Regions from separate parts of the Homo sapiens genome. Here region 1 is linked to region 2. The links are chromatin loops, found by intact Hi-C in ENCODE. Cell type or tissue: PC-3. All regions are shown on one strand. Links, peaks and the distances in the headings refer to the core of each region. The heading gives the core; the rest is flanking DNA.

Evidence for each region. Hi-C counts contacts between places; a loop is a spot of excess contacts. Peaks named below come from ENCODE experiments on the same cell type or tissue, not always from the same donor. Only the 100,000 strongest peaks of a DNase experiment are listed, where the experiment ranks them.
Region 1: it touches region 2 in a loop (2.4-fold over the local background); 4 of 110 quality-filtered maps call a loop at or near these places.

What each region holds. Positions count from the first base shown.
Region 1 is chr7:65,467,862-65,484,466 of GRCh38, reverse strand. LOC124901660 (a long non-coding RNA gene) reads right to left here and starts at 8,383. Exons shown (of 3, transcript XR_007060365.1): 1 at 8,052-8,383; 2 at 5,856-7,034; 3 at 4,092-4,195. In PC-3, for the core only: a CTCF peak has its summit at 6,936; a DNase peak (open chromatin) is centred at 8,476; H3K27ac peaks cover 400 bases.
Region 2 is chr7:64,941,199-64,957,803 of GRCh38, reverse strand. It overlaps the pseudogene MTDHP1. Among named protein-coding and RNA genes, the nearest start is that of ZNF117, 42 kb to the left of the region's middle. In PC-3, for the core only: CTCF peaks have their summits at 6,365 (motif pointing left) and 10,835 (motif pointing right); a DNase peak (open chromatin) is centred at 6,363; H3K4me3 peaks cover 991 bases; H3K27me3 peaks cover 1,153 bases.

The sequences.
Region 1 (16,605 bases), core at 3,623-11,622, 530 kb before region 2:
TAATTGAATGCCCTTTATTTCCTTCTCCTGCTGGATTGCCCTGGCCAGAACTTCCAACACTGTGTTGAATAGCAGTGGTGAGAGAGGGCATCCCTGTCTTGTGCCAGTTTTCAAAGGCAATGCTTCCAGTTTTTGTCCATTCAGTATGATATTGGCTGTGGGTTTGTCATACATAGCTCTTATTATTTTGAGATATGTCCCATCAATACTTGATTTATTGAGAGTTTTTAGCATGAAGTGTCGTTGAATTTGTCAAAGGCCTTTTCTGCATCTATTGAGACAATCATGTGGTTTTTGTCTTTGGTTCTGTTTATATGCTGGATTACGTTTATTGATTTTCATATGTTGAGCCAGCCTTGCATCCCAGGGATGAAGCCCACTTGATCATGGTGGATAAGCTTTTTGATGTATTGCTGGATTCGGTTTGCCAGTATTTTATTGAGGATTTTTGCATCAATGTTCATCAGGGATATTGGTCTAAAATTCCCTTTTTTTGTTGTGTCTCTGCCAGACTTTGGTATCAGGATGATGCTGGCCTCATAAAATGAGTTAGGGAGGATTCCCTTTTTCTATTGATTGGAATAGTTTCAGAAGGAATGGTACCAGCTCCTCCTTGTATCTCTGGTAGAATTCAGCTGTGAATCCATCTGGTCCTGGACATTTTTTGGTTGGTAAGCTGTGAATCATTGCCTCAATTTCAGAGCCTGTTATTGGTCTATTCAGAGATTCAACTTCTTCCTGGTTTAGTCTTGGGAGGGCGTATGTGTCAAGGAATTTATCCATTTATTCTAGATTTTCTAGTTTATTTGCGTAGAGGTGTTTATAGTATTTTCTGATGGTAGTGTGTATTTCTGTCGGATTGGTGGTGATATCCCCTTTGTCGTTTTTTATTACGTCTATTTGATTCTTCTCTCTTTTCTTCTTTATTAGTCTTGTTAGAGATCTATCAGTTTTGTTTATCTTTTCAAAAATCCACCTCCTGGATTCATTGATGTTTTGAAGGGTTTTTTGTGTCTCTATTTCCTTCAGTTCTGCTCTGATCTTAGTTATTTCTTGCCTTCTGCTAGCTTTTGAATGTGTTTGCTCTTGCTTCTCTAGCACTTTTAATTGTGATGTTAGGGTGTCAATTTTAGATCTTTCCTGCTTTCTCTTGTGGGGGCATTTAGTGCTATAAATTTCCCTCTACACACTACTTTGAATGTGTCCCAGAGATTCTGGTATGTTGTGTCTTTGTTCACGTTGGTTTCCAAGAATATCTTTATTTCTGCCTTCATTTCATTATGTACCCAGTAGTCATTCAGGAGCATGTTATTCAGTTTCCATGTAGTTGAGCGGTTTTGAGTGTGTTTCTTAATCCTGAGTTCTAGTTTGATTGCACTGTGGTCTGAAAGACAGTTTGCTGTAATTTCTATTCTTTTACATTTGCTGAGGAGCGCTTTGCTTCCAACTATGTGGTCAATTTTGGAATAGGTGTGGTGTGGCACTGAAAAAAATGTATATTCTGCTGATTTGGGGTGGAGAGTTCTGTAGATGTCTATTAGGTCTGCTTGGTGGAGAGCTGAGTTCAATTCCTGTATATTCTTGTTAACTTTCTGTCTTGTTGATCTGTCTAATGTTGACAGTGGGGTGTTAAAGTCTCCCATTATTATTGTGTGGGAGTCTAAGTCTCTTTGTAGGTCACTAAGGACTTGCTTCATGAATCTGGGTGCTCCTGTATTGGGTGCATGTACATTTAGGATAGTTAGTTCTTCTTGTTGAATTGATCCCTTTACCATTGTGTAATGGCCTTCTTTGTCTCTTTTGATCTTTGCTGGTTTGAAGTCTGTTTTATCAGAGACTAGGATTGCCACCCATGCCTTTTTTTGTTTTCCATTTGCTTGGTAGATCTTCCTCCATCCCTTTATTTTGAGCCTATGTGCGTCTCTGCATGTGAGATGGGTCTCCTGAATACAGCACACTGAAGGGTCTTGACTCTTTATCCAATTTGGCAGTCTGTGCCTGTTAATTGGAGCATTTAGCCCATTTACATTTAAGCTTGTTACATTTACATTTAGTATTGTTATGTGTGAATTTGATCCTGTCATTATGATGTTAGCTGGTTATTTTGCTCATTAGTTGATGCAGTTTCTTCCTAGCCTTGATGGTCTTTACAATTTGGCATGTTTTTGCAGTGACTGGTACTGGTTGTTCCTTTCCATGTTTACTGCTTCCTTCAGGAGCTCTTTTAGGGCAGGCCTGGTGGTGACAAAATCTCTCAGGATTTGCTTGTCTGTAAAGTATTTTATTTCTCCTTCACTTATGAAGCTTAGTTTGGCTGGATATGAAATTCTGGGTTGAAAATTCTTTTCTTTAAGAATGTTGAATATTGTACCCCACTCTCTTCTGGCTTGTAGAGTTTCTGCTGAGAGATCAGCTGTTAGTCTGTTGACTTTCCTTTTGTGGGTAACCCGACCTTTCTCTCTGGCTGCCCTTAACATTTTTTCCTTCATTTCAACTTTGGTGAATCTGACAATTATGTGTCTTGGAGTTGCTCTTCTCGAGGAGTATCTTTGTGGCATTCTCTGTATTTCCTGAATTTGAATGTCTGCCTGCCTTGCTAGATTGGGGAAGTTCTCCTATATAATATCCTGCAGAGTGTTTTCCAACTTGGTTCCATTTTCCCTGTCACTTTCAGGTACACCAGTCAGATGTAGATTTGGTCTTTTCATATAGTCCCATATTTCTTGGAGGCTTTGTTCATTTCTTTTTATTCTTTTTTCTCTAAACTTCTCTTCTCACTTCATTTCATTAATTTGATCTTCAATCACTGATACCCTTTCTTCCAGTTGATCGCGTCGGCTACTGAGGCTTGTGCATTCATCACATTGTTCTCGTGCCATGGTTTTCAGCTCCATCAGGTCCTTTAAGGACTTCTCTGCATTGGTTATTCTAGTTAGCCATTCATCTATTTTTTTTTCAAGGTTTTCAACTTCTTTGCCATGGGTTTGAACTTCCTCCTTTAGCTCAGAGTAGTTTGATCTTCTGAAGCCTTCTCTCAACTCGTCAAAGTCATTCTCCATCCAGCTTTGTTCCTTTGCTGGTGAGGAGCTGCATTCCTTTGGAGGAGGAGAGTTGCTCTGATTTTTAGAGTGTCCAGTTTTTCTGCTCTGTTTTTTTCCCCATCTTTGTGGTTTTATCTACCTTTGGTCTTTGATGATGGTGACCAACAGATGGGTTTTTGGTGTGAATGTCCTTTCTGTTTGTTAGTTTTCCTTCTAACAGTCAGGACCCTCAGCTGCAGGTCTGTTGGATTTTGCTGGAGGTCGCTCCAGACCCTGTTTGCCTGGGTGTCAGCAGCGGTGGCTGCAGAACAGTGGATATTGGTGAGCAGCAAATGCTGCTGCCTGATCATTCCTCTGGAAATTTTGTCTCGGAGGAGTACCCGGCCATGTGAGGTGTCAGTCTGCCCCTACTGGGGTGTCCCTCCCAGTTAGGCTGCTCAGGGGTCAGGGACCCACTTGAGGAGGCAGTCTGCCCGTTCTCAGATCTCAAGCTGCGTGCTGGGAGAACCACTGCTCTCTTCAAAGCTGTCAGACAGGGACATTGAAGTCTGCAGAGGTTATTGCTGTCTTTTGTTTGTCTGTGCCCTGCCCCCAGAGGTGGAGCCTACAGAGGCAGGCAGGCCTTCTTGAGCTGTGGTGGGCTCCACCCAGTTCAAGCTTCCCGACCACTTTGTTTACCTACTCAAACCTTGTCAATGGTGGGCACTCCTCCCCTAGTCTCACTGCCACCTTGTGGTTTTATCTCAGACTGCTGTGCTAGCAATGAGCAAGGCTCCGTGGGCATAGGACCTTCCAAGCCAGGTGCGGGATATAATCTCCTCGTGTGCCATTTGTTATGCCTGTTGGAAAAGCACACTATTAGAATGGGAGTGACCCTGTTTTCCAGGTGCTGTCTGTCACCCCTTTCTTTGACTAGGAAAGGGAATTCCCTGACCCCTTGTGCTTCCTGGGTGAAGTGATGCCTCGCCCTCCTTTGGCTCACCCACGATGCACTGCACCCATTGTCCTGCACCCACTGTCCGGCACTCCCCAGTGAGATGAACCCAGTACCTCAGTTGGAAATGCAGAAATCACCCATCTTCTGCATCGTTCATGCTGGGAGCTGTAGACTGGAGCTGTTCCTATTCAGCCATCTTGGCTCCACTCTGCCAGCACTGAAGTTTTAAAACCAAGAAATGACTTAGGTTTTAGAAATTAACAGTTGTATAAAACCTTCAGAATACCACAGGGAAAATAAATCTTTGTTTCAGAAATAAATTTTGAAGTTTGAAAACAAAGCAGAAAACCTGTTTCTGAAAACGGAAAGGACTGTTTTAAACACTGAGCACAGTTCTTCCACAGCTCTTTGAAACTCTTCAGTAGTTCCACTCTGACTTCTGGAGATGGCCAAGTAAGATATACCCCAGAATGCCAGCAAAAGAAAAAGTGGGAAACCATTAGTTCCCTAGGGGAAGAGCCAAATGATCTCAGATCTCAGAAGAGCCAAATGATCATGCATTTTCAGTAGAGATAGGATTTCACCATGTTAGCCAGGATGGTCTCAATCTCTTGACCTCATGATCCGCCCACTTCGGCCTCCCAAAAGTGCTATGATTACAGGCGTGAGCCACCGCTCCTGGCCCTGGAACTATTGTTCTTAGCTGCAGAGGTCACATTAAATTAAGCCAAGGCCAAGACTAAAGGTTCTACACATCTAAGGCAGCAAAGGCAGTACTTTCCAACTAGTTATGATGTAGCAGGATGAGCCACAGACAAAACTCCTCAGACACCATGTTAAAGAAGGAAGGAGCTTTATTTGGCTGGGAGCTTCAGCCTTTATTAGCAAGGAAATTGAGAAGGGCTGCAGTGTGAGTTTGGGAGCCTTTTAGGGAGGGGCTACAGAGGAGGAGTTCCTCTACATATAGAAGAAGGTGGCTGGGGGAAAGATCCAAGGAGGCGAGGTCTTGGGCTAGGGCTTGCCTGGAGAAATGAGGGCTATCCTTGAAGCCCTGAGGGAGGACAGTCCACGTGAGTTGTTGTGACTGGAGGGTGTTGCAGTCAGTTTGGGTGAAACAAAGAGGTTTATGGAATCAGGGTGTAGGGGAATGGTGAAGAAGGCATTTTTCAGGTCAATTGCAGTGTAGTGGGTTGTGTTGGAGGGGATGAGAGAGAGAAGTGTATAGGGGTTAGGGACTACAGGATGAACAGGGAGGACAGCCTGATTGATAGCTCAGGGGTCCTGAATGAGTTGGTATGAGCCGTTGGATTTTTTAATAGGGAGGATGGGGTTGTTATATGGAGAGTGTGTTGGTCTAAGAAGACTGTGTGAGCAGAGCTTGTTTATGGTGGGTTGTAAGCCCTTTGGTGTGTTAGGGAAATGGGATATTGGGGAACGTCGGGAAATTTAGAGGGGTCTTTTAACTGGATTTTGATGCAGTCCTGGTGAGCAGCTATGGCAGGGGTGGTGGTGTCCCACACTACTGGGTTAACGAGAGAGGTGGGTAGCGGGTGCTGGAGAGGGGGTCAGATGCCGGACTAGCAGAGAGAAGCAGGAGGGACTTCTGGTTGAGGGGGACAGGAAAAGGTGATAAAAGCTGCAAAATTGGCTAAAATGTCTCGGCCTAGGATGGGGGTGGGGCAATGAGGCATGATAAGGAAGGAGTGTGAAAAAATAGTATTAAATAGGGAACAAGTAAGGGATTCAGTAGCACGTGGACAGAAGACAAGTCCATCAACCCCCACCACAGAGGCCTGGGAAGGGTAAGTGGGTCCTAAAAATTCAGGTAAAGCCGTGTAGGTGGCCCAGCTATTGATTAAAAAAAGAGATCGGCTTACCTGCTATTAGCAGAGTTACCCTGGGCTCCAATGCAGTGACGGCAGATGGGGCCAGGGTCCCTGGGCTCCATCAGTCTTCAGTGGCAAGGCCAAGGAGCTGTGGGGGTGTGAATGATTTTTCACTCTTTGCTTTGCCAGGGCCTTGAGGAACCGGCCGGTTAGTCTGCTTAAGAGGACAATCGGACTTCCAGTGACCGGTTTGTTGGCAGGCTGGGCAAGGAGTTTTTGGCACTTGTGGGTTAGGGCATGCTTGGGCCCAAGGGCCTTCTTTTTCACATTAAAACAGGGCCTGGGAGGGTCACTGCTATCAGGTCTTTTGTGCCCCTGGGCAGCCTGGGTAGGCTGACAAATAGCTGCTGCTAGGAGCTGGTATTTATTACCATCTCGTTGGGCTTTATCTAATTTATTTTGCTTATCTCTGTTGTTGAAGACCTTAAAGGCCAGGTTAAGGAGGTCTTGTTGAGGGGTTTGAGGGCCATCTTTTGTATGTCAGGAGCAGACTGAGAGATGAAATGGATATTAAGAACAATAGTTCCAGGGCCAGGAGTGGTGGCTCACGCCTGTAATCCCAGCACTTTGGGAGGCCGAGGCGGGCGGATCACGAGGTCAGGAGATCGAGACCATCCTGGTTGACACAGTGAAACCCTCTCTCTACTAAAAACGCAAAAAATATTTAGCCGGCCATGGCGGCAGGTGCCTGTAGTCCCAGCTAGGCGGGAGGCTGAGAGAGGAGAATGGCATGAATCCAGGAGGCGGAGCTTGCAGTAAACCGAGATCGCGTCACTGCACTCCAGTCTGGGCGACAGAGCGAGACTCCATCTTAAAAAAAAAACAGAACAATGGTTCCTTCCCGGGAGGTGGGGTCAACAAGGGTATATTTTTGGAGGGCCTCTGTAAGGCGGGAAAGAAATTCAGCAGGGTTTTCATTTGCTCTTTGGGAGATTTCTTTCAGCTTTTCAAAAATTATGGCCTTATGGGCTGCTTTGTTAAGGCCTGTGATGAGGCAAGTAATCACATGGTTATGAGATGCCTGGCCAGGTTATGTGGGTTGGTACTCCCAGGAAGGTCTTCTCGGGGAACTGCAGCGGCCCCTAGGGGCTTAGTAGGGTCTTGCCGATGAAGATCGTTGGCATGCGACTGAGCTGCAAGCCACACTTTGTTTTGTTTTGTTTTTCTTTCCTGGGAAGAGAGTAGAAGAGAGGATAATATGGAGATCAAGCCAAGTGAATTTGTAAGATGGGGTGAGGTATTTGAGCTTTTTGATATAAGTGTCAGGATTGGAGGAAAAGGATCTGAGACGTTTCTTAATTTGGGAAAGGTTGGAGAGGGAGAACGGAATGTGGACGTGAACAATTCCTTTAGCCCCTGCCAGCTCTCGCAGGGGAAGTAAGGGGGCCGACTGCTGGGCCTGCTGGAGGTGGAGATGGGGAGGAATTAGAATCAGAATCTGGGTGGTTGGAGAGAGGAGGGGAAAGAGGTAAGGCAGGAGCGGGAGCATATGGTGGAGGATTGTGATGATTTGGGGGAGGATTACGGTGTTGTCAGGGAGAGGAAAAGTCAGCAGGGTTAAAGAAGGAGGAATCGTCAGAAGGAAGGGGAGCTGAGGATGAGTCTGGCTTGGAGCGGGCAAGGAGGATTTGAAAACCAGAACAGGGCTGACAAAGGGAGGGGCAGCTACGGAGGGCAAAAAAGGCCTGAACATAAGGGATTTCAGACCACTTTCCATTGCGATGGCAAACGTTGTCCAGGTCCCTGAGGGTGTTAAAATCGAATGTGCCATTTTTAGACCACTGGGAGCCATTGCCCAATTTATACTGAGGTCAGGCTGTGTTACAATGAAAGATGAGCCTTTTTGGCCAAATTTTGGAATGGAGGTTAAGGGTGTTAAGGTTACGGAGGAGACACCCGATGGGGGGATGCCTTTGAGGGAGTGGACTGGGAGGCTCCCATAGTGGAATGAGAGAGGGGTAGAGATGGAAGACTTGGCCAGAGACAAGGATGGCGGGAGAAGGCGTCCCCTGTCCCACAGTTTAAGTCGGAGAGGTACGATAATCCCCCGTACAGGCATCACTGATAGGGAGACATCGAGGGTCTCCTGGAGGCTGGGACGAGGAAACCTTTGGCCCAGCGCTGGGTCTTTTGGGAAGGAAAGAGCGGACAAGGGTTCCGGACGGAAGGTATGTCTCCTTTACTCACTCCTGAGGTGTCCCTGGTGTTGGATGTGTTCGCCAGCAATGGAAAAGATGTATGAGATCCTTGGGTCTCTAGCAGGTTCTGGAAGGGGGAGTTCGGCCAGGGGAAGGAGCAGGGGGAGGATAAAGGGAGAAAAGGAGGCCGAACTCTACCACCTTCCCGGTTTCGGCACCAAGACATAAGGTATAATTGGAAGGACAGCCGAGAAAGGAGTGAGGCCAGCAGACCCAAGTTCAGGCAAGCTGATTTATTGTCAGTCCTGCCGGGCTACCTCCTGACAAAAGCAGAGGAGGCAGCCCCTCTTACAGACTACAACAGGGCTTTATAAGGTGAGTAACTGGGTCAGGGTGGGGCAGCTGAGTTGGGTGTGCAGGAGGGCTGAGTTGGGGTGGGGGAGCTGAGCTGAGGGTGCAGGTGTCTTGACCACATCCTGGAGATGTTTTTGCCAGCTTTGTTATGCGAGGTCAACAGACATGTTAACCACATCCTGTAACTGCCTGGACAAACAATTACTGGAGGGGTCGGTGAAGGGGTGTTTGTCTTTAGCCCTGGGGAAGCAGTGCAGAGGTCACAAAGGACTGCATTATAACACCCATGGGAAGGGAGGGGAACAGTCTGGTCGGGATGACCCTAACACCCAACCCCCAAACCAAAAAATAAGACATCTCCATAGACACTTATGAAAGATCAGCTCAATTACACAAGTATTCCTAGCATTTACTTGGAGCCACATGTTTCAGAGACCAGCCAGCAGGGCCAAGTCTGAAGTAGAATACAGACCAGAGTTCCAAAAGCTACACATTGTTAGTTTTCATTCTTTACATTGGGAGAATACTCCCCTGGAGGAGGGACAGAGGGGCCACCATGTTGGAACTACTAAAGTTGCTGGAACTCAGAAGCTACAGAATACTATATCAGAAGTCTGATTCTTTGATACTTTATGAGTGGTTGCATTGTGTATACATGAGATATATGACGGCAAGGCTTTCACAAGACAAATGTAATGTGCAATTTTGAAAGACCACCTACTGCTAAGAGTAATAGCTAACAACTTTCAGGTGTTTTTTTGTTTGTTTGTTTGTTTTTGAGGCTGAGTATCTCTCTGTCACCCAGGCTGGAGTGCAGTGGCATGATGTCAGCTCACTGCAACCTCTGCCTCCTGGGCTCAGGCAATCCTCCAACCTCAGCCTCCCGAGTAGCGGAGACTACAGGTACATTAGCCACCATACTCGGCTAATTTTTGTATTTTTTGTAGAGTCAGGGTTTCACTATGTTGCCCAAGCTTCCATGGTCTTGAACTCTTGGGCTCAAGCAGTCCTCCCACCTTAGCCTTCAAAAGTGCTGGGATTATAGATGTGAGCCACCACACCCAGACTTTCAGTTTAAATAACATGCATAATTATCCATTATTACTATCAAGAATAATAGAAGTCTGATTCTTTGATTCTAATATATTCCTCTACATACAGATGTGTGTGTATGCACGTGTGCACATGCATGTGTGTGTATTTGCTAGCACATTATCTTATTTGCAGAGTCTTGGATCATGACAACATATACTCATACTTTCTCTTAATCACGAGGGTTCTTGAAGTCTTTAGCAGTTTTTTCTTAAATCATTAGATGTTGGCAAAATACATTTTAATACATGTCACATGCAAAAGCCTGGAAAATATCATCCACACTCATGACTTCCAACTTAAGCCTATATGCTGATGAGTCCCAACTATGTGCTTCTCCTTAATTCCAGAAGAATATATACACTCTTTCCCAGTGATCTCATCTGTTCCCAGGGCTTCAATTACCATTTATATGCTGATAATTTCCAAGTATATATCTCCATCCCTGATTTCCCTCTCTTTCGTAATCCAAAACACAACGTGAACTACATAGCAGACATTTTCTACCTCCATCAAAGGACCTTTCAAACTCAACCTGCTTGAAACCAAACTGACTATTTCAGCCCTTCAAAGCATGTTCTTCCTATATTTTAAGCACACTCATTTGTTCAACAAATATTTACTAAGCACTTATTATGTGCCACAGCACCACCACCCAGAAAAACCAAAAGTTCTAGATTCTCCCTTCTGTCCTCATATCCAGTCACTAAGTCATGTCTATTGTACTCCCTCTATTCTCTCAAGTTTAGCTTTTATTCTCCTATTTATGGTCCCCTGCCCTATCATCTGTGTTACTAAAACTCCCTGCCACCGCTCATTCTCCAGTCATCCTCCAGATGAATAATGTTTCCCTTCTTAAAATGTTTTCCATACTCCACATCATCCTTGGATGTAACCCAAACTCCTCAGCATTTCCCATCTATTTTTCTAGTTCATCTTCCCTCTACTTCCACATCTGTGCTCAGAGCAATCCCAACTATTCCAGTCCAATAAATGTGTCATTTTGTCTCTTAACTCTGTACCTTTGTACATGCCTTACATGATAGCCCCCTCTTTTTTTTTTTTTTTGAGACAGGGTCTCTCTCTGCCACCCAGGCTAGAGTACAGTGGTATGATGGTAGCTCACTGCAGCTTTGAACTCAGCCCTCTTAAGACAACTAGGCATACTTCCTCCACAGCTCAAGAGCCCTCAGGCCTTCACATGGTGCCCAGCTCTATGGCAGGCCACAGTCGTGCAGCCTTGACATCTATGTTTTTCCTTGTCTGGATCCCTCACTAGGCAGGGAGCTCCTTGCTGGCAGTGATTTTATCTAGTTCATCAGCTCCTAGCTCAGTACCTGGCATAGTATCAGCACTAAATAAATGTTGGTTGAAGTAAAGAATACATTTTAAAAACTTTTAAATATTTATGCAGAAATGGCATATAAAATTCATTATTAGTGAGTTTGTTTTCTGCAAATTTCCATCTGTTTTCCAAAACAGATAACTGTGGTCCTCAGTGCCATCACTCCATGAAACCTAACCTGGAAACTGCTTCTTGGGTCACATTCTCATTTCTATGGTGCTCAACATGTAAAGCTGCCAGTGCTAGAAGTAGTTCTCCAAAGTGGGCCAAATTCACATTACTGGTGACTGTCACTACTTAACAAGGATAACATCTGTGTACTTGGGGAAATGATGGAACTTGATTTTAAGAGTGGTAGCTCTATGAGATCAGTGACAATTAGCTCTGCAACAGTCTCAGGCTAATCCTGCTGAAAATGGCTTTTTCAATCGCAGAAAACTGTACCCACTAGATCTCCCCAAGCATAAATTAGGCTTAGTCTCTAGATTATTAAAGGCATAAAGATGTAGGGATATTATATGTGTGTATGTATGAGTGTACAAATATGTGTGTGTATGTGTGCTGGAACCAGGCAGGTTGCTGGAAGTCAGAAGTGACAGACACTTTATGAGCGGTTTCCTTGTGTGTACATGAGATATATGAAAACAAGGCTTTCATGAGACAAATGTAAAGTATGATTGTGAAAGACCACCTACTGTTTAGAGTAACAATTAATTTTCAAATATTAAATAACAGAAATATTTATTAATTATTGCTGTCTAAATAATGAAATCTTTATATACATACATAAAATCTATGTATGTAAATATATAAAACATATACAAACACCACACTAGGTAAAGTTATAGTTTAAAAAATATTTCTTTACTTGTCACCTCCTCTTCAATCTTCAGTTTTAAAAGAGGGGCAACTCGCAGGGCACAAAATTGGCTCACACCTGTAATCCCAGCACTTTGGGAGGAGGCTGAGGCAGGTGGATCACCTGAGGTCAGGAGTTCAAGATCAGCCTGGCCAACATGGCAAAACGCCATCTCTACTAAAAATACAAAAATAAGCTGGGTGTGGTGGTGAGTGCCTGTAATCTCAGCTACTCAGGAGGCTGAGGCAGTAAAATCTCTTGAACCTGGGAGGCAGAGGTTGGAGTGAGTTGAGATTGTGCCACCACACTCCAGCCCGGGCAACAGAGTGAGACTCTGTCTCAAAAAAAGAGACTCATGTCTCAAAAACAATAATGAAAAAAATAAAAGAGGGGCAACAAGGCTCCCAGGGCCACAGAGAATAAATAAATATACTTCAAATTCACCACCCCTTCTTCATTCTTTGCTGCCAATCAGTTTAGACAATGATACATTCAGAGAATCAATGTTCTTCAGCGATATGCCACCCCAGGATCTCACTGGACAGTGGTCAAGTTCTCTAGACTATGTCTTTAGGGGTTTAGTCTTACATTCATTCAAACTAATTAATTCCATTAAAACCTCTGTACACGGCACTCTACTCACCACTCTAGAGGATATCACGATGAATCAAACATGGCTCCTGCATTCAGTAAGCATAGAGTCTGGAAGAGGCCATGAATAAGCTACGTATTTCAAAAAACGTGGATACTAAGTGACAAGTACAGATAAAGTATTTCTCTGAACCCAGTGCAATTGGGACACCCTTCTATATTATCTCTGCACACATGCAAATTTCTGTATTCAAATATTTTCCAATCCTTTGCATCTGTCATGTGCCAGTTAACTTTCTAATATATACCAAGTGAAGGCTTTTAATCACCTCCCTATATCTGTCACCCTAACTCTTCCTCTCTTCACCACGTTTCCATCAGCTTCAATCACTCAAAACAAAATTTGACAAAGAGCAATGAAGAATCCCAGGGTCACGTGATACACACTGTAAGTACTGATATGCAGGGTTTGGAAGACAGGCAGCAGAGCCGTAATTAAGGAGAAGAGTATGCAAATAGAATTCTGATTTTTGTTTTCCAATGAACGTCATCCCTTTCTTTTTTATCCTTTTTCCTACTTAGGCCTCTATTTGGAAGAACTTTTCCTTCAACTTTCAATTAGTTGACCTAGGCAACTACTTGAAAGTTTGGCCTAATGCAGACAGAAATTAAGAGAACTTTCATGAGGCCCTTTATCCTACGCAAATGAAATTTCCATGTTTGAAAATCCACTTTGGATTATGTCTTTTTTTTTTTTTTTTGAGATGGAGTCTTCCTGTGTTGCCCAGGCTAGAGTGCAGTGGAGCAATCTCACCTCACCACACCTCTGCCTCTGGGATTCAAGCAATTCTCCTTCCTCAGCCTCCTGAGTAGCTGGGATTACAGGCATGTACCACCATGTCCAGCTAATTTTTATATTTTTAGTAGAGATGGGGTTTTGTCATGTTGGCCAGGCTGGTCTCGAACTCCTGGGCTCAAGCAATCCACCTGCCTTGGTGTGAGCCACCATGCCCAGCCTGGATTATGTCCGTTTAAATGTACATTTATGAAACTTGATGTCTTAGGTAAGAAACACCAAACACTGAAGAAAAACTTACATACATTCAGTGTATGTTCCCATAACTGGCACCAAGTTGCATTATTTTCACAAACAATACCACAGGTATGTCAGGCGAAGATAAACATATGCATTTATATATACATGTACAATATATCTTTAATTTATCTTGAAATTATAATATCTTATAAGCAAGCACCAAATACTCACATCTTATAAGATTTGACTAGTCTACTTCTTCCAGAGAGTTATGGTAGAGCCAAATGAATTAAACCAATATCCTTTATCACTTACCTATAAAAAACAAATGGTTTTTTGACCTTAAAAAACTGGTTACTTCTTTAGAAACCTTAGTACATTGGTAAAAATAAATCAACTACTTAAATATTGGCTTTATGAAAATATTATGTTTGCAATACATTTCTAACTCTGTTCATTCATTCATTTAGTCTATAAATATATATTGAGTACCCATTATTTGTATCCTCTACTGTGCTAGACACTGGGATACAAAATAATAATAATATCTTCAAGACGATCACAGTCTAGTAGGGAAGTTACCATTAGAAACATGAACTTCAGAGCATGAGTGACACAGAAGACGGGTGATTTCTACATTTCCAACTGAGGTACCGGGTTCATTTCACTGGGGAGTGCTGGACAGTGGGTGCAGGACAGTGGGTGCAGCGAACCTAGCATGAGCCGAAGCAGGGCAAGGCATCGCGTCACCTGGGAAGTGCAAGGGGTCAGGGATTTCCCTTTCCTAGTCAAAGAAGGGGTGACAGATGACACCTGGAAAATCGGGTTACTCCCACCCTAATATTGCACTTTTCCAATGGGCTTAACAAATGTCACACCAGGAGATTATATCCTGCAACTGGCTCGGAGGGCCCTACGCCCATGGAGCCTTGCTCATTGCTAGCACAGCAGTCTGAGATCAAACGGCAAGGTGGCAGCGAGGCTGGGGGACAGGTGCCCGCCATTGCCGAGGCTTGAGTAGGTAAACAAAGTGGCCAGGAAGCTCGAACTGGGTGGAGCCCACCACAGCTCAAGGACACCTGCCTGCCTCTGTAGACTCCACCTCTGGGGGCAGGGCACAGACAAACAAAAGACAGCAATAACCTCTGCAGACTTCAATGTCCCTGTCTGACAGCTTTGAAGAGAGCGGTGGTTCTCCCAGAATACAGCTTGAGATCTGAGAATGGGCAGACTGCCTCCTCAAGTGGGTCCCTGACCCCCAAGTAGCCTAAATGGGAGGGACACCCCAGTAGGGGCAGACTGACACCTCACATGGCCGGGTACTCCTCTGAGACAAAACTTCCAGAGGAATGATCAGGCAGCAGCATTTGCTGCTCACCAATATCCACTGTTCTGCAGCCACCGCTGCTGATACCCAGGCAAACAGGGTCTGGAGCGACCTCCAGCAAAATCCAACAGACCTGCAGCTGAGGTTCCTGACTGTTAGAAGGAAAACTAACACACAGAAAGGATATCCACACCAAAAACCCATCTGTAGGTCACTATCATCAAAGACCAAAGGTAGATAAAACCACACAGATGGGGGGAAAACAGAGCAGAAAAACAGGACACTCTAAAAATCAGAGCAACTCTCCTCCTCCAAAGGAACACAGCTCCTCACCAGCAACAGAATAAAGCTGGATGGAGAATGACATTGACAAGTTGAGAGAAGAAGGCTTCAGATTATCAAACTACTCCGAGCTAAAGGAGGAAGTTCGAACCCATGGCAAAGAAGTTGAAAAACTTGAAAAAAAATTAGACAAATGGCTAACTAGAATAATCAATGCAGAGAAGTCCTTAAAGGACCTGACAGAGCTGAAAATCACAGCACGAGAACTACTTGATGAATGCACAAGCCTCAGTAGCTGATGCGATCAACTGGAAGTAAGGGTATCAGCAATGGAAGACGAAAGGAATGAAATGAAGCGTGAAGAGAAGTTTAGAGAAAAAAGAATAAAAAGAAATGAACAAAACCTCCAAGAAAAATGGGACTATATGAAAAGACCAAATCTACGTCTGATTGGTGTACCTGACAGTGACGGGGAGAATGGAACCAAGTTGGAAAACACTCTGCAGGATATTATACAGGAGAACTTCCCCAATCTAGCAAGGCAGGCAAATATCCAAATTCAGGAAATACAGAGAATGCCACAAAGATAATCCTTGAGAGAGCAACTCCAAGACACATAATTGTCAGATTCATCAAAGTTGAAATGAAGGAAAAAATGTTAAGGGCAGCCAGAGAGAAAGCTCGGGTTACCCACAAAGGGAAGCTCATCAGACTAACAGCTGATCTCTCGGCAGAAACTCTACAAGACAGAAGAGAGTAGGGTACAATATTCAACATTCTTAAAGAAAAGAATTTTCAACCCAGAATTTCATATCCAGCCAAACTAAGCTTCATAAGTGAAGGAGAAATAAAATACTTTACAGACAAGCAAATGCTAAGAGATTTTGTCACCACCAGGCCTGCCCTACAAGAGCACCTGAAGGAAGCACTAAACATGGAAAGGAACAACCGGTACCAGTCACTGCAAAAACATGCCAAATTGTAAAGACCATCAAGGCTAGGAAGAAACTGCATCAACTAATGAGCAAAATAACCAGCTAACATCATAATGACAGGATCAAATTCACACATAACAATACTAAGCTTAAATGTAAGTGGGCTAAATGTTCCAATTAAAAGGCACAGACTGGCAAATTGGATAGTCAAGACCCATCAGTGTGCTGTATTTAGGAAACCTGTCTCACGTGCAGAGACGCACATAGGCTCAAAATAAAGGGATGGAGGAAGATCTACCAAGCAAATGGAAAACAAAAAAAGGCATGGGTGGCAATCCTAGTTTCTGATAAAACAGACTTTAAACCAACAAAGGTCAAAAGAGACAAAGAAGGCCATTACATAATGGTAAAAGGGATCAATTCAACAAGAAGAACTAACTATCTTAAATACATATGCACCCAATACAGGAGCACCCAGATTCATAAAGCAAGTCCTTAGTGACCTACAAAGAGACTTAGATTCCCACACAATAATAATGGGAGACTTTAACACCCCACTGTCAACATTAGACAGATGAACAAGACAGAAAGTTAACAAGAATATACAGGAATTGAACTCAGCTCTCCACCAAGTGGACCTAATAGATATCTACAGAACTCTCCACCCCAAATCAACAGAATATACATTCTTTTCAGCACCACACCACACCTATTCCAAAACTGACCACATAGTTGGAAGCAAAGCACTCCTCAGCAAATGTAAAAGAACTGAAATTACAACA
Region 2 (16,605 bases), core at 3,270-11,269:
GCAGTATTTGTCTTTCTGTGCCACAGTTATTCCATCTAGCATAATGTCTTCTAAATTCATCTATATTGTTTCAAATGATAGGATTTACCCCTTTTTAAAGGCTGAACAATATTCCATTGTGTATCCAATATTTTTTTTAAAAAATGAATTTAAAAGGCCAGGTGTGGTGGCTCATACCTGTAATCCCAGCACTTTGGGAGGCCGAGGGGGGTGCATCGCCTGAGGTCAGGAGTTCGAGACCAGTATGGCCAACATGGTGAAACCCTATCTACTAAAAATAACAAAAATTAGCTGGGTGTGGTGGCAGGTGCCCGTAACCCCAGTGACTTGGGAGGCTGAGGCAGGAGAATTGCTTGAACCCAGGAGGTGGAGGTTGCAGTGAGCCGAGATGGTGCCATTGCACTCTAGCCTGGGCAACAAGAGTGAAACTCCATCTCAAAAAAAAAAAAAATTAAATATATTTATTGATTGAAAAACTCATGGAAGGATATTTCTGTGTTAAAGAACATGTTAATATAATTCAGTATACACATATCTTAATAGCTAATTTGTACTGAGCACTAACCATAATACTACTTATGTGTTAATAAATTTAATTCTCACAGTAACTGGATAACATAGGCATTACACTTATCCTTATTTTGCAGAGAAAGAACCAGAGCTATGGGTAGAAATGACTTGCTCATAATAGTAGAATATTAAAACACAGGCAAATATGTCTCCAGAGATAGCACTTCTGAGTACAACAATAAAAACCCTCTTTAACCAGAAAGGAAATAATTAACACTCACTTTTAATAAAAATTAACAAAAATTGAATAATTAGATACATTTTCATTGTTCTGCGTGTTTGTGAATGTATCAAATGGTACATAAGAAATAAGCCAGAAAAAATGTTAGTTAATATTTTAATGAATAAAATTGGAAAGTAGTTAATTATTATTTGCAGATATCTTTGCTTTGCTAACAAAAGCAACTAAAAGATGATTTTAAAGGTCTATTCAGGTGGGTAGGCAAAATTTTAAGATATTCCCCAGGATTGCCAGTCTGTTGCACACCTGCTGTGGAATCCTTTTTCCTTGATTGCAAAAGAATGTGTGACTGTGTTGGAAAATCATTCATAAAATCAGATTGTTAATGTGTTGCTTTTGTGTTCATCAAAAGGGAGATTATCCTGATTGGGCTAAAGTGAATCAGAGGCGCTTTTAAGAGAAAGGGATACATGATAGAAAAACATCCCAGCTGGCCTGGAAATAAGTGACTTCTACATGGGCCATGCTGTAAGCTGCTTATGGAGGACACATGGCAGGAAATATATTTGTATATTGTCATCATTTCTGCCTCCCACATGTTGCTTCCAGTAGGGAGGACAAGGAGAATCCCATTGCAGAGGAAAAAAAGGGGGGTCTTAGTCATGCAATAAATAATCACCTTATCTGAGATAGCTTAAGATAAACAGAGGAGACCACAACACAACCACATCAATGAGAGGAAAAAGGCAGTCTGGTTGAAAGAGCCCACTGGCGGCCGGGCGCGGTGGCTCACGCCTGTAATCCCAGCACTTTGGGAGGCCGAGACGGGCGGATCACGAGGTCAGGAGATCGAGACCATCCTGGCTAACACGGTGAAACCCCGTCTCTACTAAAAATACAAAAATTAGCCGGGCATGGTGGCGCGCGCCTGTAGTCCCAGCTACACGGGAGGCTGAGGCAGGAGAATGGCGTGAACCCGGGAGGCGGAGCTTGCAGTGAGTCGAGATCGCGCCACTGCACTCCAGCCTGGGCGACAGAGCGAAACTCCGCCTCAAAAAAAAAAAAAAAAAAAAAAGAAAAGAAAGAGCCCACTGGCATTGAAACGGGAAAGGTTCCCTTGTTCCCCTCACAAAGTGTGTGATGCGGGTGTGGTTCACTTCTTTGGTGCTCCACTGCACTAGGGAAGCATACAGATAGGCAGACCGACCCCACGGCAGTGTCTAGGGGTAAATGTTTACAGTTCCTGAAGCCCCAGTGGGCATGTGTTACAGGGCGCTCTCTTAGTTTGCCGTCTATAGGCAGCTCGTATTAACCAGCTCAATTAGACCCCCTTCCTTATCACCAGGACAGGGGGATTTCTGTATCCTGTGGTTTCTTGCCTTGGTGTACCAGAATAATCGGATCACACGTGGGCTTGGAGAATGAGTGTAAAGTTTTATTGAGTGGCATAGCTCTCAGCCAATGGGGGAGGCAGAAGGGAGATGTTCTTTCCCTGGAGTTGGGCCGCTTGGTGGCCCTGGCTCTCCTCCGACTGCCCGGACCAAACTCAGCCTAGTCCTACCAGTTGATAGCCTGCTGGTGTGCTGGTGCCTGCGGGTGTGCTCTTCTGCCAGCGTGCTCCTCTCGACGTCCTCTTGAGGACCAGCCACTTGCATCTTCCTCTACCGATGTGCTCCTCTCCACATCTGGTCACTTGTGTCTCTGCCTTGCTAGAGTCCCGGGTTTTTATAGGCCCAGGATGGGGGCATGGTGGGCCAGGGTGGTCCTGGAAAATACATTTGGGCACAAGGGCAGAAGTGCCTGTCCTCACTTAGGTCCGTGGGGGTGGAGCCCTGGCCAGTGACAGCGCCCTCCTCTACCCAGCAGTTCCCTTCCCCACTTCCATATTATTTAAACGGACCATGCTCTTCCCTTCCCAAGCACTTTTTTTTTTTTTTTTTTTTTGAGACGGAGTCTCGCTCTGTCGCCCAGGCCGGACTGCGGACTGCAGTGGCGCAATCTCGGCTCACTGCAAGCTCCGCTTCCCGGGTTCACGCCATTCTCCTGCCTCAGCCTCCCGAGTAGCTGGGACTACAGGCGCCCGCCACCGCGCCCGGCTAATTTTTTGTATTTTTAGTAGAGACGGGGTTTCACCTTGTTAGCCAGGATGGTCTCGATCTCCTGACCTCATGATCCACCCGCCTCGGCCTCCCAAAGTGCTGGGATTACAGGCGTGAGCCACCCAAGCACTCTTGTATCAGCCTTATGAGGCAACATTTAGTAAGCTGTAGTGAATGGTCAGCCTCTGGGATACCAATAGTCTACCAAAAAGGCTGAACTCATTCTAATTAAATCAGCATGTCTGCACCATTCTGATGACCCTGTTTTACATTATCCTAGGTACCCTCCTAGAATTAAAATTATCATGAAAAAGCATACCTAATTTTTCATTTTCACAATTGAAAAATTTTGAAAACAATAAATTTAATAATGAACTTCTGCTAATTTTAGAGGATTCTACTATACTGTAATCCAACATATATATTTCTTTTTTTTTTTTTTGGAGACAGAGTCTCACTCCATCACCCAGACTGAAGTGCAGTGGTGTGATCTCAGCTCACTGCAACCTCAACTTCCCAGATTCAAGCCCTTCTCCTCCCTCAGCCTCCAGAGTAGCTGGGACTACAGGCATGCACCACCACACCTGGTTAATTTTTGTATTTTTAGTAGAGATGAGGTTTCATCATGTTTGCCAGGCTTGTCTCGAACTCCTGACCTCAAGTAATCCACCCACCTCAGCCTCCCAAAGTGCTGGGATTACAGATATGAGCCACTGCATCTGTCCATAATATGAGTATTTCTTGAAAGCATGAACAGTTATGTGGATATTTGCTCTTAGATTAACATAATAAAAGTAACAAAACATTTAAAATCAGATAAAATTAGTCAAAACCACATCTTTTCAATGGCTTAGCATAATTGCCATGATTTTTGAAATGGACAGATTACTAACAAGAAGCAAAGACCAGATTTAGGATTTGCTCCGTTATTAAGTCCTTGATATTTCAGGGCAGTACAAGAATTTCGATAGGTAGGAAAATGCATACAATATACACACATGGCTTTTCTCTGATTTGCTTTAACATTAAAAAATTGAAGATTACAAATCTAATCTCTTAATTTACAGTAAATTTAAAAAGGATTTATTTTTCCACCAAGAAAATAATTATATAAAATTAATGGGTAACAGATGCCTTTAGCTGCCAGAAAATAGCATGACTAGATTCAGTAAGTATGTAGCCACGCAAATAACAGTCCATTACATTAAGACCCTAATAGGTGCATGTGGAAAACATTTCTGTGCTATGTTGTGCACCTTCACTCTGCACTTTCTTCTGCCTGTTTACAGAGATACCAATTTCCCCTGAGTAACTCAGGGTGAATACCGGGAATTGAGAATGCTGTGTTCAGAGGGATTACTACAAACATCATTAACACATTTTTCCATATTATAAAGACATTTCATAAATCTTATTCTGCCTCACAAAGGCTTTTAGTAAAAAAAAGTTTCTTTACAGTGTTCAAATTGAATTCATGAAAAATTTCAATATTCTAGGTAAGTCAGAGACACTTAAGTGTCAACAAAATTTCATAATACATACTTGAATGAGATAAAGTCTTCTTAACTAAGAATTTTATTTTATTTTATCACTACATTTAGAGAAGAATAAAAAACTGGTACTTTGAGCCAAATAACAGTGTTTGGCACGTGAGTACCACCCAAACAAGTGCTTTTCATCATCATCATTAAAATGGCAATCCATGTGCTTTCCTGGCACCAGGTGGCCTGTTTTCCACTGATATAAAGTGGAGAAGGCTTTATATTAAAATAATGAAGGAGGGTGATATAAATTGAATACCTGTATGAAATACAACTTATAATAAAAAGCAGAAAGAAATCTTACCACTAATGCTTCTCCTATAAAATATCACCAGAAATTAACTGGTTATTATCCTCAGTTTTCCTTCCATGAAAAATGGCAGGGACACATTGTAAGGAACATCAAAAGAGAACAGATGAAGTAGCCAAAGGAAACAGGTTATCTGATCAGACAGCTAAGTCAAAGGTGAGGAAGCCTCAAAGAATTAACACACTTCAAGCCCTTCGAATATAGGAAGGCTCCATAAGAGAAAATAAACCTCAGTATTTCTCTGTGGAAATAGAATGGGCTGCTTCTTGAGGGTATATTTTCATCTCTCAGGATGGCTACAGTCAGAGGACAGAGGATGGCAAACTCCATTTGCCAGCCTCAAGCCAATGGAAAGTCCTTAAAATCCTTCAACAAGTTTTTCACTTAGGAAAGGATAAATCTTATCATTGTGTTCAGAGATTCTTTTCAGGCAGAAAACCTCTAAGTTGGTTAAGCATGTAACCTCTCTAGCTCACTTCCAACAGGAATTGACACAACTGGCAGAAGCCCAACCCCAGGAAATAGGAACACCTTTGTTTAACTCGAGATTTGGCATTAGTGAAAACTCTCTCCTTTCCTAAACTCAAACTGGGAAGAGCCCTACACTGATTTTCTTTCAAGCCCCTTGGCAGTAAAAGTTACAGGTATCAAATTCTGAATGCATCACACTCAAGTCAAAGCCTGAAGAGCTGAGGGAGCAACCTCTGACAGCCCAGAGGAATGTCCTGAATATCAGTGTGGAGAAATAGAAGATCTTAACCTGAAAATCGTAAAAGATAAGTAACTGAGTGAGAGCTACTCATCTTACTCAATCCCATCTACCTCACCAGATACTTTAAAAAAATTCTACATTTCCTCTCAAAATTCACCGCCAAATATTAGACCTTCTTTTTAATGCATATTTGCCAGAAATTTCAATTATACATAGAATTGCATTTGTAACTTCATAAATTCCCAAAGGAGAATGTTATAGCTTGGCAAGTAAAGTTTTAAACAGAAACTATTTACTACACCACTTTTGCAGGAATTGTTATATTCACGCTATTATTTGCAATAGAACTGTACACTGTGGCACCCACAATGTGGAATTCTGGTTGTAAAATTCTAATTGCTGAAACAATTTGCCTAATTATTATCTTTGTAAAAGGATTAGCAGTTGCAGAAAAGATTTAGTCAAGTTTGTTTTGCTTATAGCAGGAGTAAGAGTTATGGATAGGAAGTAAGCATGGAAGTTTTACTATCGTTAAGTTTGATAGGACTTTGTATTAAAGATTAGTACTATGGTGCACTCTAAGCTATGGAAAGAAGGTTATAAAAAGATTTTATATAAGAAAATATCTTGTATGGTAAATTCTTGTCCTGAAAGGAAATGACTGGCTGTTTAAAGGAAGGATGTTTAGGACAAGTCAGAAATTTTAAGAATCTTGTAAGAGGGCCTGTCATGAAAGAATTTAATAATTAAAGGAAAGAAATTGCTAAGATCAACACTAAAGTTATTTTAGCCACCCAATAACGTATTCTCCCAATGATATTGTAAGTTATAAAAGATGGCCTAAACCTAATAGTATTCCCTAATGGCAAGTCATGGGGGAAATGTATGTTTTCTCAAAACAAATGTTACTTTCATATTAACATTTCTGGCAATGTACAGCAACATCTAGTGGAGGCAAACTGGTATTACAATCCATTGGTGTAGCTAACAGCTAACAAACTCTGCTGTCACAGTTATGGTCTATAGGATCTCTACTAACAATGGTAAGCTAAATACTCATATTCTAACCCTATATTTCAAGCCTTCTTGAAAAATTTCTCTCTTTTCACCTAGAAACAATTAAACCTTAAATGGTGCTATGAACAGAGCCACACATGGACACACCATTCTTTTGAGAACCCTTAGATCAACCTCAGAAGGAGCCCCAACTGCTGTCCCCCTGCCACAGCACTCCTTTTCTTTCTTTTCATTTTTTCTCTCTTTTTTTGTTTTTTGAGATGGAGTCTTGCTCTGTCACACAGGCTGGAGTGCAATGGCATGATCTCAGCTCACTGCAACTTCTGCCTCCCAGGTTCAAGCAATTCTTCTGCCTGAGCTTCCTGCGTAGCTGGGAATACAGGCAGATGCCATCACGCCTAGCTAATTTTTGTATTTTTAGTAGAGATTGGGTTTCACCATGTTGGCTGGTCTTGAACTCCTGACCTCATTATCCACCCACCTTGGCCTCCTAAAGTGCTGAAATTACAGTCGTGAGCCACCGCGCCCGGCCCACAGCACTCCTTTCCAACAGGAAGTACCCAGAAAGAGTTACGTTTGCCAAGCCCAGCTCGGTCGTGGAGACCCTAACCCAGCAGCACTAGAGGAATTAAAGACACACACACAGAAATATAGCATGTGGAGTGGGAAATCAGGGGACTCACAGCCTTCAGAGCTGAGAGCCATGAGCAGAGATTTACCCACATATTTATTGACAGCAAGCCAGTGATAAGTATTGTTTCTATAGATTATAGATTAACTAAAAGCACTCCTTACAGGAAACAAAAGGATGGGCCGAAACAAAGGGATGGGCTCTGGCTAGTTATCTGCAGCAGGAACATGTCCTTAAGGCATAGGTTGTTTGTGGTTTAGGAATACCTATAAGTGGTTTTCCGCCCTGGATAGGCCAGGTGTTCCTCGCTCTCATTCCGGTAAACCACAGCCTTCCAGCATGGGCGTTATGGCCACCATGAACATGTCACAGCGCTGCAGAGATTTTGTTTATGGCCAGTTTTGGGGCCAGTTTATGTCCAGATTTGGGGGCCTATTCCCCAGCATATCCCCCTTCTTGTTTTTGCAGGGCAATAAAAGCAAAGGCAGCTTTATCACGGTGAGCTACTTCTCGCAGGAGTCAGGATCTGCATCTGCAGACTACACAAAGACAAACAACACAGATTAATAACACAATCATCATTGAAATCACAGAGCTTCCAAGTGTTTTCATCCATTTTAATGGGTTACTGGCTGCTAATCCGTCTGCAGCTCCTTCAAGCACTCCAGTTCCTGGTATTAAGGTCAGATGTGCCTGGGATGCTTTAAATATTTGTTCTTTTAACTTTGCAATATCCAAAAACCAGTTTGTATAGTGTCCTTCTAGATGGTTTTTTATTCGTTCCCAAATTTTGATCTTATTAAGAGCCATTAATAGTTTCCACAAATCCTTTTGTTAATCTCCTACGGCGGGTCATATCATTTGAGGTTGAGGTGCCACTATACCGCCATGTTTCCAGATAATAAGAACTCTTGCCATACTTCTTACCATTTCTACCATCTGACTGTTTTCTTCTGACCAGCTGAACATAGTGTGGCCATGGCACACATACTCAGAGGTACAATTCAAGCTAAACATCCCCTTAGGAGACCGATCAATAATGATTCCATAGGAATCATTGCGCAGCACCTCTGCCTGTTCTGCAATGCAATCTTCCCAAACAAGTACATTCATTTTTTCTGGCCAGGTTCAATTCTGTTTACAAATAGGTTTTTGAGGGTGGTATGCCTTAATTATAGGAGCAGATTCATTATGGCAAATACTGAGATCAGAAAGCATGTGTAACTGGGTCATAGAGTGATTACATCCAGGCATTATTGCCAGCCAAGATTGATAGATATGCCCAATAAGTATAATTGTTCTCTGTGTCAGCGCTTGCTGAAGGAATACTCACAGCAATGGTGATCACCGCTCTCATAGCTATCATTAAATTACTCATTGTGACTGGTTGTCCCGCTTTCCTCAGGTTTTCTTCCACCATCTGTGACAGCTTCTTGATCTTTCCCCAAGTAGGTGGCTGTGTTCGACGGGTGTTGCTCGTGACAGTTGGGGTCCTCCTCAGCATCAGTCTTGACATGGCTGCAACTGGGGGGTCCTCAGGATTCTCCCAGAATCTCTTCCACAGCATCTGGCTCATGATAAGGTTTTAGGTGTCTTGATGGTATCTAAATCAGCTGCTGGTTCTGGCCTGGAGAAACACAAGCATAATCTCTACCCCAAGTTATTATTTTACCTATTTCCCAACTTTTTGTTATCAGATCTCTCCACCAAACCAGTTGTTCTGCTTCTGTCTTTGCAGCTGGTTTCTGTAGATGCTGTTCAGCTGCTGATAGCATCTGGCCCTTAGGCAGGCTCAAAAAATTTAAAGTCAATAATGCTAGATTCAATTGTATATGCAGTGTCCCATAGTCCCTGTTTCCCCCCGCCCCCTTTGTTTTTGCTACTGCTGTTTCAGGGACAGATTCATTCTTTCTACTATGGCTTGTCCTTGAGAATTATATGGGATACCAGCAATGTGTTTAATATTCCACATAGAGAAAAATGTAGCTAGAGCTTGGCTAGTACAGCCTGGGGCATTATCTGTTTTAATAGAGGCTGGAATGCCCATCACCTCAAAACATTGCAAAAGGTGACATTCAACACAGGCAGAAGACTCTCCTGATTGGCATGTAGCCCAAAGTGGGAAAAGGTGTCCACACATACATGTACATAAGCTAGACTCCCAAACGAGGGAACATGTGTGACATCCATTTGCTAAAGAGAATTAGGTTCCAATCCTTGAGAATTAACTCCTCCTGTAAAAGATGAGGAATGCACCATTTGGCAAATTGGGCATCACTCGGTAATAGCTTTAGCTTCTTTCCAGGTAATGCTGTATCTGCGTTTGAGACCAGAGGCATTAACATGGGTTAAATTGTGAAAGTGTCTAGCATTAGATATTGCAGTAGCAACTAGGCGATCAGCCATTTGATTCCCTCCAGTTAAAGGTCCTGGAAGAGGTGAATGAGCCCTAATGTGAGTGATATAAAAAGGGTGCATTCTACTCCTAACTGCTATTTGCAATTGGGTAAATAAAGTCATCAGTTGTTCATCTGTATGAAATCGTAACTGAGCATTTTCAATTAATTGTGTGGAATGAACCACGTATGAAGAATCAGAAATCACATTAATAGGCATAGTAAAAGCAGCCAATACCTCAATTACAGCTATAAGCTCTGCTTTTTGAGCTGAAGCATAGGGGATCTGAAAAATTTTACCTTTCCAGCCAGAGTAAGAAGTTTTACCATTACTAGACCCTACAAGGAGCCCAGGGACCCCAAAGCAGGGAGCAAAGGATGTTTCTCCCACCTGGAGCACAGCCCTGTTGCAGAAGGCACAGTCTCGGCTCGGGGAGCCCGGCAGGGATCCAGGCGTGGTGGGGGAGGGGGCGCCCGGGCGGAGCTCACCTGCGGCGGTGGGTCGTAGGGTCCCTGGCTTGTGGAGAGAGGTTGGCGCTGTTCCTTGGCTCCGCTCCCCAAAGGGCAAAGCGCCAGGAAGTCGGGCTCCCGGCGGTCTCCAGGCTCTAGCCCACCCGCGCCCAGGCCGCACCCACCGCGTCCCCTCCGCCCCCACACAGGGTGTGGAGCGTCCCGACCGGGCGTCAGCGGGCAGGGCCATGCAGCTCCTGTGGACGCCCAGAAGCGCGGAGCCCCTTCCCACTAGGGCCTGGAGACCACTCTAAACTGGCTCGGCGGCCCTGGGACTCGGGCTCCGGCTCCCGTGGTCTAACCCCTCCTGGGGGCTGTGTCCTCGCCGGACGCCAGGTCGCTGGAGACCTCTGGGTCGCCCCGGCTCCTGGCGGCTCCTGGTGCCACGCGGTCCGGAACTGGCTTGCCTGACATGAGAGGGACAGAGCGATGCGGCTGGCGGGGCTGGGGGTCCCCGCTAGGTGGGAGAGCGGCGGGGCTGCTGCTGACCGGAGCAGCCTGGGTCTGTTCTGGAACCGTCGCCCTGAGGCCCCTCCGCCCCGCAAACCCTCCGGGTGCGGTTTGGGAGTGAAGCCGGACACCAAACACCATCCACGCTCAGCCCCACGTGGGTCCAGGAGTCCCGAGCCCAAGCCCCTGCACCTGTATTTTAATTTTTTTAAAAAACCTGAGGGTTAAAGTCAGGCAAGTCAGCTGACTCAGTGTTTGCCTCCTGCTGCCTAGATGTGACCAGCGTCTTTTGCTGGCAGTCAGAGACCAAGCCCCCCCAGGCCCTCCAGGACCCCCTGACTGGTGAGGCCATCCTCTGCAATTATGAGCAGCACTGAGGTGCTCCCTACCCAGGGTCACTGCCTGAGCCGGCTAGAGGCCCAGCAGGGGGCACTGGAGCTGTGAGACCCAACCTCCCAGAAGCTGCCTCCTCCTGCCCAAGGAGGCTGCGCATCCTCACTCAGGGCTGTGAAGGGGAATGAGGGCAGCTCACAGGCTAAGGGGCCGCTGAAGGCAGTTTTTCTGGACAGCTGACTTGCGAGCCTGGAGGAAGAGTTAGGGTGTGTGTGTGTGTGTGTGTGTTTGTGTGTGTGTGAGAGACAGAGAGAGAGAATTATTTCATTCAAGGACATCTGTGTGTCTCAGTAGAGTAAGAGTGAACAGCAGCATCCCTGCAGAGGAGCAGCATGTGGACAGAGTCACAGGCTGGCTGGATCACAACAAATCCTTGTGGGTCAAGGAGAGCAGATTCCGTGATCAGCTGCTGTCTGGGTTTTGTGTTTGCCTTTTCCTGCTGTTCCATTAAGCCAGGGCACTGGGGCCAGATTGCCCTCAGCCATGGCCAAGGGTTCCCTGACAAGCTGGGGAGGAAGAATTCCCTTCCCAGCCCAGGGGCACAGGTCAGAGCAGCCTGTTCAGTGTGGATCTGAACTCAGAGAGTGGAAGCCACTGTCTCAGAGTCACAGAGCAGGTCAGTGGCAGGGCCCGTGTCCCTGACCTCCAAGCTCTATGTCTCTGAGGAAATATTCCACCCAAGAGCATGAGAGTTCTCTGAGCATGGACTCCCTGGCAGGTGAGGTCATTTTACCCATTATCTCTTTTCATCCTCATTGTGTGTGTGGTTTGTATCAATGTCCCCGTTTTATGGCAGGAAACTTAGGCACAGTGAGGAGCAAAGGCCTGTGCAAAGCTATAGAGCTCAGAAGTGGCTGAGCTGACCAGACAGGCTTCCTTCACCATTGCTCTGCTCCATTTGGAGGTTGGACAATATGCCTTGGGACCAACAGTCACAAGCTTGTGTGGGCTCAGGGGAGATATTCATTAAAAACTAGAATCCATGAAGCTTCCAGCCCCACTCATTTCTGCAGGGGCAGGTGGCTGTGCTTGGCATGGGCTCCTCATTGCTCAAAATAGAGCCTTCTCTTCCAGATAGAGCCTATTGTCCCAAAGGTGAGTGAGGTTGCAGCCCAACCTGGGCAGGGTGATATCTTCTGGGCTAGACTGGAAACTCAAGCCTTGCAGCTGGACAAGTTATGACTTCTGTCCTGCCTCAGTCACTCCTAGGCTGAACGACTCTGGGCACATTGCTCTCTAAGCTTCTGTTTCCTTATCTTTAAGATGGTGACAATGACATCTCTTTCCCACCGTAGCTATTGGTGTTTAGTAACTCATCAGCCTTAGGAGTTGGCATGCATATTCTCTGGCATTACCCAATGGCTGTATTTGTGAGTTTTCCCTGGTCTATGGGGACCTTCCTGAGGGCAGAGGGCAGGGACCAGGTGTCACTTGACTCAGGACCCAGACAGGCACAGCACAGCCAGAACCAGAGGGGGCAGGGCCTGGGTATGATTGGAATCCAGGCATCTGGCCCAGTTTTTCTGGCTCTGTCTTCCCCACCTTTTCCAAACTGATCTAAGGATCAGATTTGCCATGCTGCCCAGACATCCTGGTGGCCCTGTCTGAAGAAGCAGCCTCAGAATTTCTCTGGTGCCAGCTGGACGACTCAGAGAGAAAAACTGGTCACCAATTTCTGCTTCAAGTGGGTAGGGAAGAAAGCTACCACTTGCAGCTACTTATTATGTGTCACCAGCCAGGCACTTTTCCTACTTAGTGGTCACCTCAGCTAAGTCATAAAGACACAGAAAGGAGTGCCTTGCCCCATGTTCACAGCTGATAAGTGGGGTGTGGGAGAGGAGGTGCTGAAATCCACATTTATCTAAACCTTTCAGACCCATGTGCATTTCTCCATTTTTACCACATTGTCCCCTCCTTGGTGACAGCCTGGGCTGCTGCTCCTGCCTCTCACTGGCCTCTCTGCCCCCAAGCTGCCTGTGCCATAGGAAGCTCCATGTTGCGCTTTCAAACCAGCAGCCCAATCCATCCCTCACCTACTTGTGCCTTTCAATGACTCATTGTCCTCAGAAAATGACCCTGGCTCCTAGGTGTCCACACCTTTGTGGCCCTGGGTGCAGTGGCTCACATCTGTAATCCCAACACTTTAGGAGGCTGAGGTGGGTGGATCACCTGAGGTCAGGAGTTCGAGACCAACCTGACTAACATGGCAAAGCCTGGTCTCTACTAAATATACAAAAATCAGGCAGGCATAGTGGCGAGCACCTGTAATCCCAGTTACTCAGGAGGCTGAGACATGAGAATAGCTTGAACCCGGGAGGCAGAGGTTGCAGTGAGGAGAGGTCATGCCATTGCACTCCAGTCTGGGTGACAGAGCAAGAGTCCGTCTCAAAAAAAGAAAAAGCAAAGAAAAATGAAAAAATGAAATAAAGTGATCTACACCCCTTCTTTCAGAATCCTGAACCTGATAATCCTGTTGCTATTTGGTGTTAAAAATGTGCTTCAAATGTTTCTTTTTCGGGGGGGCGGGGGGATGGAGTCTCACTCTGTCACCCAGGCTGGAGTGCAGTGTCACAATTCAGAGATTTTTCTTTAATGATAATCTCAGCCTTTTTAATGATAATTCACCAGCCTTCGCTGCACTGCCAGGAGACCTTGAGATGTCCCCCTTCCCTCTTTATGAAAATGTGCTATGTTTCTAGACAACATGGAAAAATAGAAAAGTACAATTATAAAAAAAAAGCAAATCACAGATGAAAACTTATGGTAGACTTTATATAAACCCCCAAAACAGGCAACACGCAAATGTATATTGTTTATAGATAAAATTGCATAAAGTAAATGATAACACAAAATTCAGATAGTGGTTACATTGGAATAGGAGGTTAATAGGAGACTTCGGAGGTATCCACTTCTCAGGAGTGTGTGAGGGTTTTATGTAGCCAGACTGAAAGTTTCATGAGAGTAGAGACCAATATTTTTTCTTCATTTTATTTCCTAAGCCTAGCAAAAAGGATGGCACATCGTGTCTGCTAACACACACTTTTCAGTTAAATGAATAAATACACGACCTTGTAAGCGGTCAAGCTACGCAGATCAAGACTTTATTATTATTAGTTACTATAGTTAATTAATAGATTCAAATAGAAGGTAATAAACCATAGGATTCAGAAAGCACTATTGAAAGTTTAATGTTAAAGTAGCACTCTTGGGTAAATTAAAACTCTTAGTTCCTAAATTTGTGACCATTATAATTACATTTAAATTGCCACATGAGTATGAAACATGAAATCTGACTGAAGGCAAGCATAATTTAGAGGAAAAGGCAAAAAAAAGAAAAAAAAATGAAAACCTGACCGGGTCAGATCCGCAAGTTCTACTCTGTGCTGGTTTTGTTTTTGTTTTTTTTTGTTTTTTGTTTTTTTAAGACAGAGTCTCGCTCTGTCATCCAGGCTGGAGTGCAGCGGTGCTATCTCTGCTTTGTCTCCCGGGTTTAAGCAATTCTCTGCCTCACCCTCCCGAGTAGCGGGGATTACAGGCGCCCACCATGTCTGGCTAACTTTTGTATTATTAGTAGAGACGGGATTTCACCATCTTGGCCAGACTGGTCTCGAACTCCTGACCGCATGATCCACCCGCCTCGGCCTCCCAGAGTGCTGGGATTACAGGCATGAGCCACCGCGCAGCCTCCGTGCTATTTATTTATTTATTTTTGTATTTTTAGTAGAGACAGGGTTTCACCATATTGGTCAGGCTGGTCTCGAACTCCTGACCTAGCGATCTGCCCGCCTCGGCCTCCCAAAGTGCTGGGATTACAGGCGTGAGCCACCGCGCCCGGCCCTCTGTGCTTCTTTTAAGGAAACAGTTCTCTCTTCTGGTGGAGAGGGAGGCTGGCTGGAGGACTCTGGGCCCTTCTGTCCTCCCCGAGGTGGCAGTCGCTGATCTCTGCTCAGGTGTGAGGGGCGCCGCGATGCCCTGGGCCTAAGGCTGCCAGGCCCCGCTCCTCCTCATTCCCCTGGACTCTTCCACGGTGGGTGTCTCTGTGCCCCTGCATCTTCCTGTGCGTCCCTCTGATGAAAGGGGCGGTGGCAGCTTGAAGCTGGTGGGAGGAACTGGCCGCAGGCTGAGGAGGGCTCGCCCAGCTGCGGGAAATGCTCTGGTTGACCTTGGCTTTCTGTGCACCGAGCTGGGTCTCGACCCAACGTTGGAGCCGAGGCGTCCCGGGGCTGAGCGACCCTGGGTGCGGGTGCTCCGGCTGCTGCTGCGGTTCCTGCTGTGCTCGGCTGGGCGGCGGCTGATACCAGCGCCCACCAGAAGTGCAGGAGCCATCCCGCAGGCGGGAGGAGGTGCTAGCTAGCCATGGTCCCCGAAAACCAGGCTCTGCTGACAAATCTCAGACGCCAGAAACAGAAGAACCCAGAGAAACTGCCCGAGAAACTTGTGCCAAACGGATGGACTGTTGGAGGAGCTGAGGGTGAAGCTGCGGTAACTCCTCAAACTGGAACAGCAAAGTCAGCACCAGAAATAGACAAGAAAAATAAAATTTCAAAGAAAATTAGAAGAAATCAAAGGCAGATGCTAAAGCAGCAAAAAACCCTCCACAGTACAACAGAAATGGAGTTGATGAAGGAGTCTGAGAAATGAATCTTAGTCACTGAGAGAAAGGACAGCAGTGAACACGGTCAGGTGCTGATGATTCTGGTCCACTGGATCCCACCATCCCTGGGAGAGTAAATACCATCCCAGTCATCACCCAGCAAGTTACCACCGCAGCATTTCCCATGTGTTCCAAAATGAATAAAGGTGATTCTCATCACAAGTGCAAATAAAAAGTCATTTATCATGTTTTTAATCTAAACTGTCACAGTTTAGTTTACTATTTTGTTCTTTTTGTGCTAAAACATTTGTTTTTCATTATTTGAGACAGAGTCTCGCTCTGTCACGCAGGCAGGAGTATGGTGGTGCAATCTCAGCTCACTGAAACCTCTGCCTCCTGGGTTCAATTAATTCTCCTACCTCAGCCTGTCCAGTAGCTGAAAACTACAGGCGTGTGCTACCACACCTGGCAAATTTTTGTATTTTTAGTAGAGACGGTTTTTCACCGTGTTTGCCAGGCTGGTCTCAAACTACTGACCTCAGGTGATGCACCTGCCTCGGACTCCCAAAGTGTTGGGATTACAGGCATGAGCCACCCCATCTGGCCAAACATTTGTTTTTCATATATTTTTAATTTTTTTAAGGCAGAGTCTCACTCCTGCCCAGGCTGGAGTGCAGTGGCATGATCTCAGGTCACTGCAGCCTCTGCCTTGTAGGTTTGAGCAATTCTCCTGCATCAGCCTCCCAAGTAACTGGGATTACAGGTGCCTGCCACCACATCCAGCTAATTTTTGTATTTTTAGTAGAGACAGAGTTTCACCATGTTGGCCAGGCTGGTCTCGAACTCCTGACCTCAGGTGATATACTTGCTTTGGCCTCCCAAAGTGCTGGGATAACAGGCATGAGCCACCGCGCCCAGCCACATTTGTTTTTTAAAAGTGGCAGCCACAGTTCCTGTCTAGATATATTTTGAACTTTTGTATGTTAAGTGTAACATAAAAAACGTTATGTTTTAGGTAATGTAAGATTGGTGTACACAAACTTTACAGATTACTGTAGGGTTCAGCAAATGATGTATATAATGACATTTTTATCTCTAGTTTTTGATGTATAAATCTTCCTACAGAAAAGATTGGCTTCTTTAAAAAATGACTCCACAAATTCAGGCTTATTTTATAAAATGGCACGTAGTAAAAAAATTT